2 separate regions of the Homo sapiens genome follow, and region 1 is linked to region 2. The links are chromatin contacts, found by Hi-C or POLR2A ChIA-PET in ENCODE. All regions are on one chromosome and are shown on one strand. Each heading gives the region's core, a stretch centred on a gene start or an enhancer-like site at or near the end of the contact. The rest is flanking DNA. Distances are from core to core; before and after follow the strand shown.

Region 1 (6,721 bases), core at 1,932-4,431, 2.5 Mb before region 2:
GGGATTACAGGTGTGAGCCACCACGCCCAGGTGTTTTCTTTTGTGTTTTTTTTTTTTTAAGAGACAGGGTCTCACTCTGTCACCCAGACTGGAGTACAGTGGTGTGATCGTAGCTCACTGTAACCTCGAACTCCTGGGCTCAAGCAATCCTCCCAACTCAGCCTCCCAACTACAGGCACCCCACCACCACGCCGAGTTACTTAAAAATTAATTTTAAGGCGAAGTGCCAGCCATGGCTCATGACTGTAATCCCAGAACTTTGGGAGGCCAAGGCGAGAAGATAGCTTGAGCCCTGTAGTTCAAGACCAGCCTGGAAAACATAGGAAGACCCTGTCTCTACAAATTAAAAAAAAAAAAAAAAAGGCCGGGCACAGTGGCTCACGCTTGTAATCCCAGCACTTTGGGAGGCTGAGGTGGGTAGATCACAAGGTCAGGAGTTCAAGACCAGTCAGGCCAACATGGTGAAACCCTGTCTCTACTAAAAATACAAAAATTAGCCGGGCGTGGTGGCAGGCGCCTGTAATCCCAGCTCCTCAGGAGGCTGAGGCAGAGAATTGCTGGAACCCAGGAGGCGAAGGTTGCAGTAAGCCAAGATCACGCCATTGCACTCCAGCCTGGACGACAGAGCAAGACTCAGTCTCAAAAAAATTAACAAGGAAAAAAAAAAAAAGAACAGGAATGGTGGCTCATACCTACAATCCCAGCACTTTGAGAGGCTGACGTGGGAGGATCATTTGAGCCCAGAAGTTCAACCAGCCTGGGCAGCATAGTGAGATACTCTCTCTACAAAAATTTTTCAAAAAGATTAGCCAGACATGGTGGCACATGTGGCACCAGCTACTTTAGAAGCTGAGGTGGGAGGATTGCTTGGGCCTGGGAGGTCGAGGCTGCAATGAGCCGTGATTATGTCACTGTACCCCAGCCTGGGTGACAGAGCGAACCCCCGCCTCAATCAATCAAAAAAATTAGCCAACACTCTCCAGCCAGTGCAACAGAGTAAGACTCGTCTCAAAAAAAAATTAATTTAAAAACGCCTAGTTCCAGGCCAGGCACGGTGGCTCACGTCTGTAATTCCAGCACTTTGGGAGGCTGAGGCGGGTAGATCACGAGGTCAGGAGTTCAAGACCAGCCTGACCAACATGGTGAAACCCCATCTCTATTAAAAATACAAAAAAATTAGCCAGGTGTGGTAGCACGTGCCTGTAATCCCAGCTAATCAAGAGGCTAAGACACGAGAATCGCTTGAACCCGGGAGGCGGAGGATGCAGTGAGCTGAGATCGCGCCACTGCACTCTAACCTGAGCGACAAAGCAAGACTCCGTCTCAAAAAAAAAAAAAAAAAAAATGCCTAGTTCCCTTCATCTCCCTCTTTCTCATAAGCCATGCCTGCCTCAGTGGAATGGCATCCTCTGGGCTGGTATCGAGGAGAAGAGATGAGGGAACTCCCAAGGTAGCCCCAGGCAGTCATGGCACTTATTGCCTCTTCTAGGTTGGGGACATCCCCAACCTCTCTGAGCCTTGCTCTCTCCATCTATAAAATGGGACTAACAACTTCTGCCCACCTCACAGGACTGCTGTGGCGATCAAAAGAAGGCATCTGTGCCCTGTGAAGGTCACAGGGTGCAATCATCATTAAATCAGGGATAGCAGCAGCTGCCATTTGCTGAGAGCAAATGTACAGAACCTGCAAGCCCCCTACAAGCATCACCTGCTTAATTCTCATGACAACGCTGCACTGCTACTGCTCCCCTCCATGGGTGGAACAAGAGAAGCCGAGTAATCAGCCCAATAGCCCTCAGACCATGAGTGAGGAAGCCTGGAGACACTCTGAAACTTGGAATCTCAGGGCTGGAGCCAGGGCAGCATAAGAGTGTCCAGACTGGCTGGTAGACAACTCACACCCAATGCTCAGCTTGACACCCCCAACCCCAACACAAGGCAATCTCACAGTCCCCAGGTACACTGGTGGGTGAAGACCCACTGTGTGCAAGGCACTGTCCCAGCAGTTACTTTTTGGTCTTCCTCTTTGGTCCATGGCCCCTTGACAAGGTCTGGATTCAAAACTCTCAGCCACCTGTACTGGCATTGCTGGTCAGTGCGGTTCTGGGAAAAGAACAGAAGAACAAACCAATCTGTGAGAACTTCTGGGACCTCGGGCTGGGGGCCTGGTTAAGTACTAGGCTCAGGGGCCTATGGCCTGGGACTAGGCACACCTTGGGTAGGTGTGTCCTGTTCCATGCAGCCACCACTCACTGCAAGCCCACATGCCGGAACATGGGCGGTTTCCCTTTGCTACACGAGAGGGCAAACTCGGTCCCCTGTGGGAAGCCGCTCCCTACCAACCGAACACAAGGGGCCACCATCACAAGTCTTTAATTCCTTGTACGTCAGGGACCCCTGCTTTTTTCTAGGAGAGCATTTTTATTCCCTGAAGAGTTCAGATTACACAGAAGAGGGGGAGATGAGGAAATGGGGCAGGAAAGGATCTGGTGACATGCTTTCTGAGCAGCCCAGGCAGTAAGACATATGGCAGCTCCTGCCACACCCCCTCCCTCCCAGACACCTGTGGGTCAGGGGTGGGAGGGCCTGAGAAGGAGGTCCTGAGGGGAACCCCCTCACCATCAGGAGGCTCTAAATACTCGAATGTGGTAGCACCTGCCAGCCCTGCAGGGGCCTCACCATGAAGCCTGCTGAAAGCATCACTTCCCCTCAGTTTCAGTCTCACTGTTGAGAAACCGAACACCTGTTCACTCCTGACTTACAGGAAGAAATGCAAATATGCACCACATGCTGCAAATGTCTCAGAGCCTGAAGACCACCAGGCATGCTGAGGAGCTGGAAGATGTTTACAGCAGTGTACCCTGAATGCCAGCTTGGGAAGAGAGATCCTACAAAGGTCCATTTGCCCTGTTTTATTTGGTTTTGTTTTCAGGGGCTGAGTAAGGAACTCCCTTTTCCCCTCCTTGGCAAAGTCTGTCCCAGGCACACTGTTCTCCCAGAGCCCTTGCCCCGAGGGAGGGCCACAGCAGGACTGTACTCACAGGGAAGTGGCTGGCCAGGAACTTCCAGTCCTGCTGTCCAAACTGCCTCACCAGGGCCCTCAGCTGCTCGTCCTGCCAACACCAGAAAGACAGGGGCTCAGCACACATACGTGCAGAAAACCTCAGGGCTGCCCGTGACAGAGCCCAATCTAAAAGAACAGCCTCGTTCATCCATTCCGTCATGAAGTGAATACGTACAAGGTGCCAGGCACTACAGCTGCAGCAGCAGGCAGCAAAAGAGCTGCCCCTGATCTCATGGGAGGGAGCCAGCTGCCAATGGAAGGCTCACAGGAACAAAAGTAAAGCCACCCCCTGCTGGGAGATATGGAGAGGTACGTGGTGACTGCCTACTCAGGGACACTAAGGGACAGGTTCCAAGGAAATGCAGAATAGCTAAAATGGAGGAAGCAAAACAGATCCAAGATGATTTTGGAGGGAACCATAGGGGCCAGACCATTCGCAGCATCAGTTCAACCATCTATCATGCAAAACCACTGATGTGTTTGAAGAGTGGGTGGTCACAGTCAAACGTTCTATGAAGAGAACTTTGTAAAGTTCTCTTTGCCTGCTACAGGGTGGGAAAGGGGCTGGAAGGGAGCCGAGCGGACATAAGGAGGTCATTACTGAACTCAGGCCAGAGCTGACAGTGATTCAGCACTAGAAGCTGGAGGTCTGGGCAAAAACAAGAGTAGTTAGAAGACAGGCTAGTATCTATCAAAATAGCCTCCCGAAATGAACTACCAATTCACGCGATAACATGAATCTCAGTGTCACTATGATGTGTGAAAGAAGCCAGACACAGGAGGGTACATGCCGTATGATTCCATGCACATGAAGTTCTAGAAAATGTAAACTAAGCTATAGGGACAAAAAGTGGTTGTCTGAGGCCAGTGGTGGAAAGGGATGAACAGCAAAGGGGGGCAAGGAATGTCTTGGGGACAATGGAAATGTCCTATAGCCCGGCTGTGCTGGTGGTTCTACTGAATTGTACTACAAATGGTTGTAGTTAATTATATATAAAGTTTTCCTCAGTCAAATCAATTAATATATAAAGAAAATGTCAAGCCAGGCGCAGTGGCTCACACCTGTAATCCCAGCACTTTGGGAGGCCGTGGTGGGCAGATCACGAGGTCAGGGGTTCGAGACCAGCCTGGCCAATATGGCGAAACCCCATCTCTATTAAAAATACAAAAATTAGCCAGGTGTGGTGGTGGGTGCCTGTAATCCCAGCTACTCGGGAGGATGAGGAAGAATTGCTTGAACCTGGGAGGCGGAGGTTGCAGTGAGCCGAGATCATGCCACTGCACTCCAGCCTCGGCAACAGAGCAAGAGTGAGACTCCATCTCAAACAAAAGAAAAAAGAAAGAAAATGTCATGCATATAAACAATGGATATTACTCAGTCGAGAGAATTCTGACACATGCTACAGCATGGATGAAAGCTGAGGACACTATGCTAAGTCAAATAGCCAGACAGGGCAAATACTCAGGATTCCACTCACAGGAAGCATCTAAAATAGTCAAAATCAGGCAGGGAGCAGTGGCTCATGCCTTTAACCCCAACACTTCAGGAGGCCGAGGCAGGTGGATCACCTGAGGTCAGGAGTTTGAGACCAGCCTGGCCAACATGGTGAAAGTTCGTCTCTACTAATACAAAAATTAGCCCAGCGTGGTGGCAGGCGCCTGTGATCCCAGCTACTCGGGAGGCTGCAGCAGAAGATTCACTTGAACCCGGGAAGTAGAGGTTGCAGTGAGCTAAGATCATGCCATTGCACTGCAGCATGGGCAACAGAGCAAGACTCTGTCTTGAAAAAATAAAATAAATAAATAAAATAGTCAAAATCACAGAAACAGAGTAGAAAGATAGCTGCCAAGGGCTGGAGGGTGGGAGGAGAGTGAATTCATGTTTAATTAGTTTCAGTTTTCCATCCTTTTTTTTTTTTTGAGATAGGGTCTCTCTTGGTCACCCAAGCTAGAGTGCAGTGGTGCAAACACAGCCCACCCCGCATCCTCAACCTCATGGGCTCAAGTGATCCTTCCACCTCAGCCTCCCAAGTAGGTGGGACCACAGACACACACCACCAGGCCTGGCTAATTTTCATTTTTTTGTTGTAGAGACAGGATCTCACATGTTCTTCAGGCTGGTCTAGACTGCCTCAAGCAATCTCCTGCCTCGGCCTCCCAAAGTGCTGGGATTACAGGCCTGAGCCACCGTGACCCACCAAGTTGGTGGGTATTTTTTGTTTTGTTTTTAATGATAGGGTCTTGCTATGTTTTCCAAGCTGGTCTAGGACTCTTACACTCAGGCAATCCTCCCGCTTCGGCCTCCCACAGTACTCGGTTTACAGGCATAAACCACCACACTCAGCCTCGTTTCCAATTTCAAAGATGAAAAAGTTTTAGAGATCTTTTGCAAAACAATCTGAAAATACTTAACACCACTGAACTACAAAGTTAAAGATGGTTAAGGGGTAGATTTAAGGGGGAGGAAAAGGGGATAAATTTAAAGTGAGGTGGTTTTGTCACACATACAAATTTATATGTGTATATATGTATACATGCTCCTAGACAGAAAAATTGGTCACAACGTGGCCCACGACAGGTATCAAAGCCCTCAACTACAGCTTGGCCAGAACCAGCACAGGCTGGGCAAAGTCACCATAAATTCTCTGGGTGAGCCAGCCCAGGACACCCTTCCCTACCTATACCATGTCCCCTCCCTGCCCTGGCCAGGCTCTTACCTGCTTCCTTCTGTGTTCCCCAGTCCATCTCTGGCACCACCACTCTCCCTGACAACTGACCTGGATACTATCATTTCCAAACTTACATTCTTCCCACCCACCCTGGGACTCCCCAACGTGGTCAGCTCCATCCCCGCACTGCCCTCTCCACAGCCACCTCTTGCTTGCCTGGCACAGCGCCCTCTCCCACTCCCTCAGCACTGGTCTCTCAGCCCCAGCCTGTGCTCTATATGTTTTTTTCTTTTTTTTTTTTTTTTTGAGACGGAGTTTTGCTCTTGTTGTCCAGGCTGGAGTGCAATGGTGCGATCTCAGCTCACTGCAACTTCCGCCTCTGGGTTCAAGTGATTCTCCTGCCTCAGCCTCCCAAATTGCTGGGATTACAGGTGCCCACAACCACACCCAGCTAATTTTTTGTATTTTTAGTAGAGACAGGATTCAGCCATGTTGGCCAGGCTGGTCTGGAACTCCTAATCTCAGGTGATCCACCCATCTCAGCCTCCCAAAGTGCTGGGATTACAGGCGTGAGCCACCGCGCCAGGCCACCCATCTCTCTTATCGATCCCCCACACAGCAGATGAACTCCCCTGAAGCCCGGCTACATTCACATCACTCCCTGCATTAAAAACCTTCCATCTTTGTCCAGTTCAGAGTTAGAAAAAACAATCCAAAAACCAAGCTAACCTGGCTCTGCATTGAGAGCTGAACAATCCTACAGCTTCTAAGCCCAACATTCAAGGCCCTCGAGGAATCAGCCCCAGTGTATCCTTTCTTTTTTTTTTTTTTTCTTTCTTTCTTTCTTTCTTTATTTATTTTTTTATTGATCATTCTTGGGTGTTTCTCGCAGAGGGGGATTTGGCAGGGTCACAGGACAATAGTGGAGGGAAGGTCAGCAGATAAACAAGTAAACAAAGGTCTCTGGTTTTCCTAGGCAGAGGACCCT
Region 2 (6,934 bases), core at 4,149-6,648:
CTGCCCCCATCTACAGACAGCCCTGGGTGGCACTTACCGTCAGCCGCTCTCGGAGGAAGCGCATGTTGGGGACCCGGTAGTTGACCTGGGACAGCATGTTCTTCAGGTCCTTGGCTGATATACTGAGAAAACAGGGACATCCCCAGTGGTCTCATCCAGCTTCTCATGACCTCTGACCTGTGGGTCGAGCCCACCTGGGGCTGGACAGGTAAACAACACTATTCTGGGAACCTGGAGGCCTGAGGGCAAGACTGGATCAGAACCCATGGGGTGAGGTTAGTCCCTTCCTTTCTTTGGACCTCAGTTCCTCATCTGAGCAAAAAAAAAAAAAAAAAAAACAAAAACAAAACAAACAAAAAAAACCTGTAATTCTGGCAAGGAAGATGTGAACAGATTCAGTAAAGTGGGTCAGGCATGGGAGGAAGAAAAACCACACTCCAGGCCTCCCCTCCTACCGGCACTGCTGAGGCCTGTGCCAAGGTGGCAGTCAGCCTATCCAAGACAGAAGGCAGGGCTCACTCACAACTTCCCTGTTGGGGGCAGCATGGCAGCAGGTCCCTACCTGCTGCCCACTGGGATGCTGGGAGTTTGGTCCTCAGAACCCACTAACCCATGAGAGGGAGGAAGGAGGAGGTGCATGCTCCACCAAATACAATGACTGGCAACTGGGCACCTCCTGGGGCTAGACAGGGCCTGGCTCCAGGAAAGAAACTGAGAGAACAAGCGCCCCTGCTCTCCAGGGGTGTCCTGCCCAGGATGTGAGGCTGGGGACACTGCTGGACCTGGCAACAGGATGGACAAGAAGGGGGAAGGGGGGGGCTTTCTCTCCTGGAAGGTGGTGTCAAGGAGGGGAGGGGAGGGTGGGACCACCTCCTCTGGGCCCCAAGAGCCTGGGAGGAGGCACCAAAATTCCCCGAGGGGGCTGAGCGCCACACTGAGTGGATCAAGCACTGCGGAGGGAGGGCTGGCTCTATATAGGCGCCCCCTCCTCTGATCCTCAGTCACCCAGGAGGTAGGTGCTATCAGGGTCCTTGTTTTCCAGTGAGGAAACAGAGGCCTTCTGGTTGCAACTGCCTGCATCACCGATCTTGCCCTCTGTGGTCTCTTTCCCATCAGCATACGAACAGCTTGTTACTTCTTCCACCAAAAACACCTGTCTTGCCCCTGCTTAGCTCTCCAGCTACTGCCCTCTTCTTTGCTCCCCTCCATAGCAAAACTCCTTGCAAGAGTCATCTTGCTCCCTCTCATTCCCTTGAGCCCCTCACCGCTAGGGTGACACCGCTCTTCTCACCATGTTAAATCCAAGGGTCAACGGTCAGATTTCACCACTGTCTTCTTCCTTGGGCTGCCAGAACTCAACACTCTGGGGGTTCTCCTCTTACCGCACTAGTTGTCCCTGACCCCTCCAATCTCTAATATGGGGGTGGTCTGGGATCAGCCACTGGACCCTGCCCTTTTCTTGGTCTGCTTGCCCCCTAGGTGATCTCACCCAGCCCTGTGGCTTTCAGTGTTATCTACATACTCCCAAGTTAAAATCTGTAGCCCCTACTGTGTATGTACCTAAACTCACTCTAACCACCTGCCTACTCAACATCTCTCCCTGGACAGCTAATAGGCATCAGAAAACTTAACATGCCTCGAACTGAACCCAAGCTTCCCTCCAAATGGGCTAGTCCCATGATCTTCTCATCTCAGTCAATGGTGACTCTGTTTTCCAGTTGCTCAAGCCAAACAGCATACTATTATCCTCAATGCCTCTCACACCCCAAAATCAATCTGTTAAGGACATTCTTTCTGGCGCTATCTTCAAAATACAACATGGCCAAAATCCAGCCACTTCCTACCATTACCATCATGATCCAAGCCCTCTCATTTTTCACCTGGAGTGTGGAAACAGCTCCTAACTGAGCTCTCCACACAGCAGGCAGAGTGATCTTGAGTAACCCAAGTCAGGTCACATCACTCCTCTCCTCAGAACCCTTCCATGGCTTCCCATTTCTTTCAGGTCAAAGGACCTCACCATGGTGCAGCACCCACACTATCTGGTCTTTGCTCCCCCTTCTCTCCTTGGCCCCTCTGGCTGCCATACCAGGTCTCAGAGCCAGAGTTTCAGGGCACCCTTCACACGCTACTGGCCACCCTCACCTCCAGGACACCCAAAGCCAGTTCTACACATCCAGTCTCTGCCCATAGTGGCAGGGCACACAGCATGTGGCTGGCTCCTCTCACCAGCTCACACCAAGGCCACCAGAGGACTTTGTGCAGAAAGCTACACGTGGCAGAACCTTCTGCCCACCCTCCTGGCCCCACTTAAGGTCCCCTGGGTCCTCTGGCTCTCCGGGCAGCTACTTAGAGGCCTGGCTAAGGTTCTGGATGCCCATCCCCACCCTGCTGGGCTACAGCCACAGCTCAGTACTTACCGATCCTCACGATTCCGATCCACTGAGTAAAACTGCTTCCGGAGCCACCTGGAGAGAGAAGCCTGAGGTGAGGGCCACTTCTCCATCTACAGTCAGGCCTGGGAGATGTCTGGGCACACAAAGGTCTGCTGTCCCTGTCCCCCTGGTCCCTAATGCTCCCAGCCCTAACCCCTTCAGGAGTGGTTCTTACCTCTCAATCTGCAGGGGTGTGGGTGCCTGCAATGTATCCTCCATCAGCCAAGTTAAGCCCTTGATCCACATGTTCACTTCATCCTCAGATGTGGCTGTGAGCAAGGTATCAATAGCTGCCCCGAGGGCACATACCTCCCACTGGGCAGGAGCCAGCAGGCATTCCCCTAACTATCCTCTACCTCCTCTACCCCCTTAACTCCCACCTTGCAGGCTCAGCGTTTTCAGGCGAAATTCCATTCCATAGAGAATGACAAAGCAATGTGACTGGTCCGGCCGGAAAGCTGGGTCCTCTTGATAGCGATCAAAGTCCCGTGAGGTCTTCCCTGGGCGGATCTCCTTAATTTCACGAATGTCAACTAGGAAGGTAGCAAAGAGGCCAAGATCAAGCTGGGGTCTCCCAGAGTCAACACCGAAAGGAGGGCAGCCTGGTTTCCTCATTCTTACACTCTCTCTCAGGGAGGAACCCCAGAGGCAGAGCCAAGACCACTCAGTCACTCTGGTAATAAGAGGGCTGGGTTGAGTCTAGGGATAGGCCTTTGCTAAGTAAGGGCTGAGATGTCAGAGAGGGCTATATGGGGGAAAGGTGGTTCTGTGGGGTGTCCCTTCCCTATCTTTGTTCCCTCACTGAGACATTTTGACCTGCAAAAGAGCTAGACTCCAGAAGAAGAAATAGGGACCCAAGGCTGTTCATGAGGACCACTTCCTGACACAAGGTACACACAAATCAAATCATAAAGTCCCAGAGGCAGGGCTGGGTAGGTCAAGATGGGCCTCAGGATCCCTGGGAGAAAGTAGGCTCTGGCCCAGAGGACTGGTGCATCCCTGAAATGCCTAACTGCTAAAGCCATCCCCACACAAGTCTCAGCAAGGGGCCTAATCCCCACCCCATCCCCTGACCAAGGCACTGGCTGTCCAAGAGCAGCAACCATCCTGGACCCAGACCACCATTTTGCCTGGGACCATTTCCTTATCTTAGCTATCCAAGGCCCTTGCATGCTCCCGTGGCCTTCACAAGGCATAGTCAGAGAGGTACACGGGCTTGAATAGCAGATGACCTGCCCTCAGCCACTAAAACTTGAGGCAATGATGAATAATTTATTTAACTTCTCAGAGTCTCAGTTTTACCATGTGTAAAGCAAAGGGCTTGACTGAGTTTCTCTAGAAGGCAGGGTGGTAGAAAAAACATGCACGAGCTCTGGGTGAGACTGGCTGAACTAAAATCCTAGCTCTACCTCACATTAGCTATGTGATCTCAATAAAGTGACAGCCACTCTGACCTCACTGCTACACCTGTGAAGAGAGTAACATAAGAGTAACACAATAGCATCAGAAAGATGTTGGTAAGATCAAAAGTCGTAACAGCTAGAAACACCCAGCACTATATGTGGGACATGGAGGGGGCCCATCCAATGGACTCCTCTGCTCCCTCAGCAAAGGTGCACAGGCTCTGACACACTCTCCAGCACAGGGAGGGGCTGCCTGCTGGCTGGAGGGCAGACATTCCAGCCCAGAAATCACCGATTTAAGGTAGATTAGGTCAAAGGAAAAAAGCTTGGCTTAGCCAACAGCTATGACTTTCTTTGAGTACTCCCCAAGCTCTGAAGCCTCTTAAAATCCTCTAAACCCAGACTGGCCTGGTAACTTCGGAGCCAGATGCAGTGCCAGCATTTGCCTGGCCAGCCCCCACCCCAGGAGCCCTTCCAGCCCGAACTGCACACCAACCTGCCTGGAATGTCCTAACGGCCCAACTCCCCCAGATGCTCTCTTCCTGTCCTGTCCCTCTAGCAACTGTCACAAAACTCCACATCTATCCCACCTGGAACAGTGGGCATTGCTTCTGGCCCTAACCCTAGCTCCCCGACACATTTCTGGTTCTACCTGGAACCACCTGTCCCCTCAGCAAACCCCTCCAGCCTGTCCTCCAGCTGAGAGTCCTGCCTTTTCTGCTGTTTTCCCTGACCCCTGGTTCTCACCCATCAGCCATCCTTCCCCAGTCTTCTGGCTCTTCATAAAACATTATTCTGACCCCCCTAGACCTCATTCAAGCCCCTCCCGAGGCTGCCCACTGCCAGTCTAAGGAGAACAAACAACAAACACCTTCTATGGCCTTGAAGGCTCTTTGTGACAGGGCTCAGGAATTTACCTCCCCAGCTTTTGCCCTCTCACCCTCTCTGCTCCATCCACACTAAGCCACACCTAGGGCAAGAATAGCTGTTGCTTCCCATCCCTATTTCATCTTGATTCCTAGTCTGGAAATGTCCACCTCCCCGGCTCCCTTCTCTTCCACCAAGGGCCCAACTGAGAAGCTCCTTCCTGTGGTACTAATACACTTGATGCCTCGTGCATACAAACACGTACATACATGCTCACATACCTAAGGCCAGGCAGGGCCCCTCCAGGGCTTGCTTAATGACTGAAGAAATGAAAAAGGCAGGTACACAGGCAGAAGGAGGGAAAACCAAATAGGGATGGGGAACAAAAATGAACAGTTATACTCGGGTAGAAACAGGGGCAGGGAGAACTGGGCCATAAAAGACCTAACCGAGAACACAGGGCTTCCAATGACAGAAGGAGGAGCTTCCATCAGGGGAAATGGCTAGATCAGAAACTGCAGAACAACCACAAACTCTGCCTTTTGAAACAGAAACCAGTCTGCTCTTCCGGTGTGGAGCTGCTGTCATCCCCCTCCCACACCTTCTTGCAAAGGTGAGTGTGACTGTACACACACACACACACACACACACACACACACACACAGAGTCAACAGGCCTGCACTCCTGCACATATTTCCATTGAGATCAGTTGAAGGCAGAACAGGTGCCTGAGATAGGAACCAGGTAAGCATAGCGCAGCTCCACGCCAGGCATCCAATGCTCCCAAGTTCCTGTTGGCCACACCTGATCCCTTGTACTGTCTTCCGTAAGAAGGCACCAGCCTGGCCCTGGCAGCACAGTGAGATGCTCTACTAGGTTCTTGAAAGCCACATCCTGTGCTACCTCCCAACCTCACCCTTCATCTTCCTGCCTCCCAGAACAAATATGGCAGCATCCTCTTTCTTGAGAGAGCCAGAGCTGGTCCCCAGAAATTCACAAGGAGACTCCCCAGAGAGGAATGGCCTCTGCCCTGGTGGCAGGTGACAGAGCGAATGATCCAGTCTGGCACAGTCTGGGTCAGACCTCTCTGCCATTAGTCAGGAGGGCAGGAAAAGAGACCTTCCCAGAACTTAGGAGCTTGAGAAGGGGAGAACTACTTAGGGGAGTAGGAAAGTCACACGTTATACCCAAAAATCCATGACCTAGCACTCCTCCCCAACTCAGAACCATGAGAGGACAACATTCAGGGGAACTCTGGGGAAAAGAAAAGCCAGGGGTACGAAGAGGCCGTCACTATGAAGAAGATGGGGCAGTGAGAAGGAGGAACTCTTTGAGAACAAGGGCAGGATCCCACAAGTAGCAGCCCAGAAGCCTGATGTATAGCATAATGACAAAGGCCTAATGCCCAGGCTCGCCTTGACCCAAGAAGGCAAAGCCCAGCCAGCACAGCCCATCAGGGCTGCAGCATATTCATTCTGCCCAGCACCACGTCCCCAGGCCCATGGTGATGGCTGCCCAGGCTTCAGGAATGGCACCATGTCCCCAAGCCCACAGTGAATGCTGCCTGGGCTTCAGGAATGGCCTGGGCATTACCATTCCAAATGTGGCTATGGTAGACAGTGACAAGATAAGCTGCTTGGGGCAGTGAGGGGGATTTAGTCCCTTATATTGAATCGCTCACAAACTCTGATGAAGAAATAGATTCAGTCTTTCTTAAGGGGCTCTGAAGTAATGAGGGACCACACACACCTGTGCCTGGACTGTATATCACATGTCAGCTCTGAGGACTGAGAACCTTCTCATAAGCCAGGCTTCCTGGTGCCCCAGGCAGAATCCTGGGGCCTTGCTCTGCTCCCTGCCCTGATGGAGATCTGCCTTCTCCTGCTCTTTCAAGAAGCTTTCCCTGACCATCCCCTTCCCAGCTTAGTGAGGAGAACCACACAGCTCTTAAATTCTAGCTATGAGGCCTTGGCAGTCCCTCACTCTTTTGGTCTCAGTTTCCCCATCAGGAAACTGGAAATTCCTCTTACCTCACATGGTTGCTGTGAGGGCCATGCTGGGAAGTGCTGGTAATAGAGAAGTCTGGAGACAGCCCACCTGTCTACCTGTGTGCCTAGTGCCATTGACATGGAGCCTACAAAAGCTGGCAGTAGTGGAGACAAATAAGGCCACTTGCCAAGGCTCCACTAGGTGCAAACCCAAACTTGGGTGAAATAAAGATGATCCATG

The links. Hi-C counts contacts between places; a loop is a spot of excess contacts on that map. ChIA-PET counts read pairs that join two places held with the same protein, here RNA polymerase II (POLR2A). Pooled maps may share reads with other maps.
Region 1: a loop to region 2 is called in a map with no recorded cell type, with 6 times the contacts of the local background. The contact joins two enhancer-like sites. A Hi-C loop is called at or near these places in 1 of 37 single-sample maps with no recorded cell type and 2 of 50 pooled maps. POLR2A ChIA-PET finds 5 or more read pairs at or near these places in 2 of 52 experiments (Panc1 and activated CD8-positive, alpha-beta T cell).

The regions. Positions count from the first base shown.
Region 1 is chr20:43,678,176-43,684,896 of GRCh38, reverse strand. It overlaps MYBL2 (MYB proto-oncogene like 2), which reads right to left. Exons shown (of 14, transcript NM_002466.4): 3 at 3,042-3,113; 4 at 2,011-2,103. Among named protein-coding and RNA genes, the nearest start is that of MYBL2, 14 kb to the right of the region's middle. RefSeq lists an enhancer at 6,297-6,721. Within about 2 kb of position 3,181, at least 9 of the 41 ENCODE cell types and tissues checked have a DNase peak (open chromatin) inside an H3K27ac peak, as active enhancers do.
Region 2 is chr20:41,155,640-41,162,573 of GRCh38, reverse strand. PLCG1 (phospholipase C gamma 1) reads right to left here. Exons shown (of 32, transcript NM_002660.3): 2 at 2,816-2,968; 3 at 2,611-2,704; 4 at 2,421-2,468; 5 at 38-122. Among named protein-coding and RNA genes, the nearest start is that of MIR6871, 9.9 kb to the left of the region's middle. RefSeq lists enhancers at 3,981-4,501, 4,998-5,147. Within about 2 kb of position 5,398, at least 9 of the 41 ENCODE cell types and tissues checked have a DNase peak (open chromatin) inside an H3K27ac peak, as active enhancers do.